Regions from separate parts of the Homo sapiens genome. Here region 2 is linked to region 1. Evidence: chromatin loops called from intact Hi-C (ENCODE). Cell type or tissue: endothelial cell of umbilical vein. All regions are shown on one strand. Region 1 overlaps STN1 (STN1 subunit of CST complex). Region 2 overlaps SLK (STE20 like kinase).

The links. A loop is a pair of places that touch in the nucleus more often than their neighbours do. Peaks named below come from ENCODE experiments on the same cell type or tissue, not always from the same donor. Only the 100,000 strongest peaks of a DNase experiment are listed, where the experiment ranks them.
Region 2: a loop joins it to region 1, with 4 times the contacts of the local background. A loop is called at or near these places in 20 of 110 quality-filtered maps.

What each region holds. Positions count from the first base shown.
Region 1 is chr10:103,887,021-103,889,520 of GRCh38, reverse strand. It overlaps STN1 (STN1 subunit of CST complex), which reads left to right. Exons shown (of 10, transcript NM_024928.5): 9 at 377-449. Among named protein-coding and RNA genes, the nearest start is that of STN1, 30 kb to the left of the region's middle. In endothelial cell of umbilical vein, a CTCF peak has its summit at 1,042; a DNase peak (open chromatin) is centred at 1,300; H3K27ac peaks cover 1,069 bases.
Region 2 is chr10:103,981,612-103,984,111 of GRCh38, reverse strand. The region is part of intron 1 of SLK (STE20 like kinase); the gene reads right to left. Among named protein-coding and RNA genes, the nearest start is that of SLK, 16 kb to the right of the region's middle. In endothelial cell of umbilical vein, a CTCF peak has its summit at 1,260 (motif pointing left); DNase peaks (open chromatin) are centred at 541 and 1,321; H3K27ac peaks cover 1,380 bases.

The DNA.
Region 1 (2,500 bases):
GTCAGGGCCCAGAAGAAGGAGTCATGGGGTGGAGATTGGAGGCCTTGATCACTGTGCCTCGCTCAAAACTATAACAACAAATAACAAAAATGTGTTATGAGTGTTGAAGAAGAAAGTTGTCCCTTAAAAGTATGCAATTCCAGCTTTTTTTTTGTTTTAACCTCATTGCCCCAATGAACCAACTCCCAAGGACGTGTCCTCTGGGCAGAACTGGTTTGACACTAGGCCAAGTATCAAACACCACATTAATGGTGTAGGGAAGATGATTATTATGTAATCTTTAGAAACTATCCTGAATACTAATTTGGAAGTCTGGATGACACAACTGCTGTGTTACCTAAGAACACTCTCTCTCTCAACTATTTTTCCTATTTAGGTAACCAGAGAAGACAAAGACCTGCACAGAAAGATCCACCGGATCATTCAGCAGGACTGCCAGAAACCAAATCGTAAGTGGTATAATGTACAAGTGATGCCCTGGTGCCCTGGAAGGGGATACTGTCTCCCGGGGAGCACTGGATGGAGAGTCAGGAGACCCGGGACTTTTCCCAGTAGTGACTTGGAAAGGTGATAGTCAAAGTACCTGCCCTCCCTGAGCCTCCATCTCCTCTCTAAAGGAGTGTTGGGCTAGCACAGTTGTTGTGATCTTGGCTGTACATAAGATTCAACCTTGGAGCCCTCTGAACATTCAGAGCCCAGATTCTACCCTGGGGATTTTGTTTCCATAGAGGATGAGGTGGGGGCTAGACAAGGAATTCTGATACAGTGAGGTCACCACACTAGGACGTTTTGATGTCATTCTGCTTCTCATGTTCTCTCTGATTTGTGTTATTTCCTATTTCATGCTTGCCCCCCTTCTTTGAACACAAACCTGACATTTCCCTCTATTCTAACATCAAAGCCTTTCAGTGTTGGAAGGGATGGTTCTAGACATGACTGTTTATGAACGGTGTAATTCAGTCATCTTGGAAACTGTTAATTTGCAAAAGACATGGTTTAGAAAATAGTTTTGGTAGAGTTAGTTCAGCCCCTAGTGGTTAGACACTGAAACTGTAGCTACTCTGACAAGGAACAATACCATTTCCACACTAGTTAGAGAAGGAAGCATTAGTCTATCTTTAAATCCTATGTAAACTGACCGGTCTTAAAGGCGACTTTTCAAAGTCTAGCTTTTGCAAACACATACTATAATAAGAAGTGTTGGAAAAGTTTGTTAATGACCCCAGGTCCCTGATCTGCCAGTGAACTCCACCTCCAGTCCTTCGGCCCATACATCCCTGGGGCCTGGACCTGTGCCAGGTTGAGTCAGTGGGTGAAGCTGGGCCAGGTTTCCAGCACTGGTGTTTATGGTAGACAGCCCTAGTTAGCCTTTAAGAAACCATGAGGTCGGATCCCAGAGTGGTGTGACAGCAGCTCTTAAAATAAACTCAAAGCAATATATTATTTCAGTGCAAGTGAATGGACTTTGTTCACTTCATTCAGAACAATAAAAGCAAATATCCTTTAGTTGAGGGAAAAGCCCATCTGTCCACAATTGAAGGAGCTTTTGAGAGCAGTGCAATGTGGGATTCCTCAGCCAAGAAGGGATGAGAAGATGCTCCCAAGATAACATCTCTGCAGTCACCCTATTCGCAGGCCTCCTGGCCAGGTTCTTATTTTCATCTGCATTAGGAATAGAATGGATTGAACCCTAGGGCTAGTAAAGCACATGAAAAGAATTCACATTTCATTTGGACTTGGCTCTCTGAAGTGTCCTGAAAGTAGCAGGTTTAACATCTACATCTACCCACAGCTCATCAAGTGGACAGGCCCTGCCACTCAGTCTGTGAATGGGAGCCTCTAAAAGCCACTAGCCAATCACCTGGCACTACTACACTCCCAGGAGCTGAATTCTGAAGCCTGAGCTACTGAGAATGCTGATAAAAGATGTTATAAGGACTGTGTTGGAACCTGCTGTGACCACCCCGCTTCATAATGTTATAACATAGCAATTCAGAATAGTAACGTATGCCCCTCATGAAAAGCCAAGCAGTGCAAAAATCCACTCCAAAAAGCCAGACTCCCTCCCAGCACTGAGCCCCAGCTTCTGTGTTCCCCTCTCCAAAGGCAGTGGTTGTTATTAGTTACTTGCATATCCTGTTGGATATGTGTTTTCTATCAGGGATAAACTATACAGATATGCACTTACAAACATATCATATTATTTATCCTTGACAGAAAACACAAGTGAAGTTTAGCCGACGATATACATTGTCCTACACCTTGTATTTTAGATCTAACATTGCCTTCTAGAGGTCAACAGTACACATGAAAGTGCCTACGTCTTTTCATTAGCTGGACAGCATGCTGTTACATGTATAGGTAAATATCCGACCCTCAGTCTAACCATACCTACTGGGCCTTTAGTTCCTTTCTAGCCTTTCAAACAGAATATAGCCTGGAGTTTTTCCTTGTCAGGATGATTGGTAGAAGGACTTGAAGTCATTTATGAGTGTCTCAC
Region 2 (2,500 bases), 95 kb before region 1:
CAGACAGGAGGAAAATCACATTGATTATTTTAATAGAGAAATTTAATAAAAACAATGACTAACTCTGTTGCCAACTGAAAAAATAATACAAAGGATCAGGGAGGTAACAACTACAGGCAAAAGCTACCACCCCTAGGACTATGGGAACAAAGGGAAAAGATTGGAATTATTAAAATTCAGAAGCTTGGAGGAAGGGTTCCACAGAGCTGAAACTCAGACGGACCTCTGAGGACAGAGTGCTGCTCAGCTGGTGCTGTTGTCTCTGAAGAGGGGTCCTGTGAGACTGCGACCCAAACTTTTGAGGAACAGGGTACCAGCCAACTGGTGCTGGTGTTATGAAGGGTTATGATGAGGTTAGTTCTGTGAGTGTTGGAAAAACTACAAACTGTATTCAACAGCTGCTACAGAAAGAAACTGCTGATGCTGGAGCAAAAAAAAAAAAAACCTCTACAAGGGTGATGGTCAAAGTAACAAGCAGACAGGAAGTTCACAGGAAACAAGACAAAGGTGTAAGTCATTTCTTCCTCCTTCTCCTTGCAGCCTCCCTCTAGTGCCCTATACTTTTGAAACAGAAATGAGCTGCTAGCAAGGCAGAAATGTGATCTGCAGTCTTTGAACCAGCATCACAAAGCATAGAAGGGCGTATTTGGAACTGAGATTAAGAACTGGCATAATCCTTCAAAACCTATGAGCAACACAGATGGGAGAGCTAAGGTACAGAGTAGAGTAAACGTTTGGGTAATAAATATCCAAAGTTCCAAAAAGCTATTAAGTGAAGAGAGAGGAAACCGCACTGAAGGAAGCATATACTTTTAGACTGTTCATACTGTTATCTGTTTTAAATTACATGCAAATTATGGTGATCTTTTCAGTCCTGCTAAGATTTTGGTAGGAACAAGTATCAATATTAAAAAAGAATAAAATCATTCATCATCATTTAGCAAACACACAGAGTTAATTCTCATTATTTGTGGTAGTTATGTTTTATAAAATCACTGCAAGCACTGAATTAGCGACTACTGAAACATTGTTCATAGGGAAAACCATGCACATACACACACCCCTCACATAGATTATTATATTCTTAAATCCTGAAAACAATTCATCCAGGGAGATTCTCCTTTCTTTATTTTACAAAAGAGAAATGAGGTGTATAAGTGTTAAGTGACTTGCGGAAGGCCATCCCAAAAACAGATGTCAGACTTGGGATTCAAACCCTATCCAACTGGCCCCCACAGCCAGACCTTCTTGCACTTCACTACACTGCCCTCTGCTGTCTCCGTCCTCTGGTCATCTCTTCATGAGAGGTGAAATCAAGGCAGTGTCACCTTGTTCAAGTTTAGCTGGGAATGTGCTTGCTAGAGGAGTCAAATTTTTTTGCAGCTTTGCGCATACACACAAATAACCAAGTAAGTGCCGCAAGTATAGATTTTAGGACTACAAGTAAACTTTAACAAGTAGGCAAATTCACAAATACAAAATCTGCAAATAATGAGGATCGACTGTACATATTCTTTCTGTAATTTCTGTAAAATATTACAGAAATTCCAAGGATTATGTCATTTCCTGAAATCTGCAAAAGAGAAAGAAATATACTTTATATTCTCCTTATATTTTCTTCACATTCCCAAACTCTATTTTATTTATATTGTTCTGGTTAGGTATTCAAAATTTAGTCACTGGTCAGTCAAAATATAGCAACAAAATGGTGTCAGTAATAAGTTAAATTTGGCTAAGTCTGCAGTTTCCAAAATGTTTTACCAATTCTCAGATCACACAGTTTTCCTGCTTATTGCAAGGACTTATTGACTCTGAGCAGCATGAATATGCAGAAACAAACACAACTGTGTAATAAAGAAGCTGAGGAAATGTGCATAGATTGCATAGTTGGAAAAGATGAAAAACAGAACACAAAAAGACAATTTCAAAAATATATTTTAAAATAAGACAAAAAATGTACCACGTCTGGAAATTAATTCAAGAAAAATAAAGACTTTTAAATAGTAAGGAAAACAATCCCATTTACGATAGCATCAAAGAGAATAAAACACTTGGGAATTAACTTAACCAAGGAGATGAAAGACTTGTACAATGAAAACTAAAAAATCAATGCTGGAAGAAATCAAAGACATAAATAAAAACACATCCCATGTTCATATATTGGAGGCCTAATATTGTTAAAATGTCAATACTACCCAAAGCAATCTACAGATTCAATGCAATCCCTATCAAAATCTCAATGACATTTTTTGCAGTAATAGAAAACCCTATCCCAAAATTCACATGGAATCTCAATGGACCCTGAATAGCCAAAATAATCTTGAAAAAGAACAAAGCTTGAAGACTCACACTTCCTGATTTCAAACTTACTACGAAGCTACAGTAATCAAAACAGTGCAGTCCTGAAATATAAACCAATGGAATAGAGACCAGAAAAAAAAAAACTGGCATATATATGGTCTAATGATTTTTGGCAAGGGTTCCAAGACCAGTCAATGAG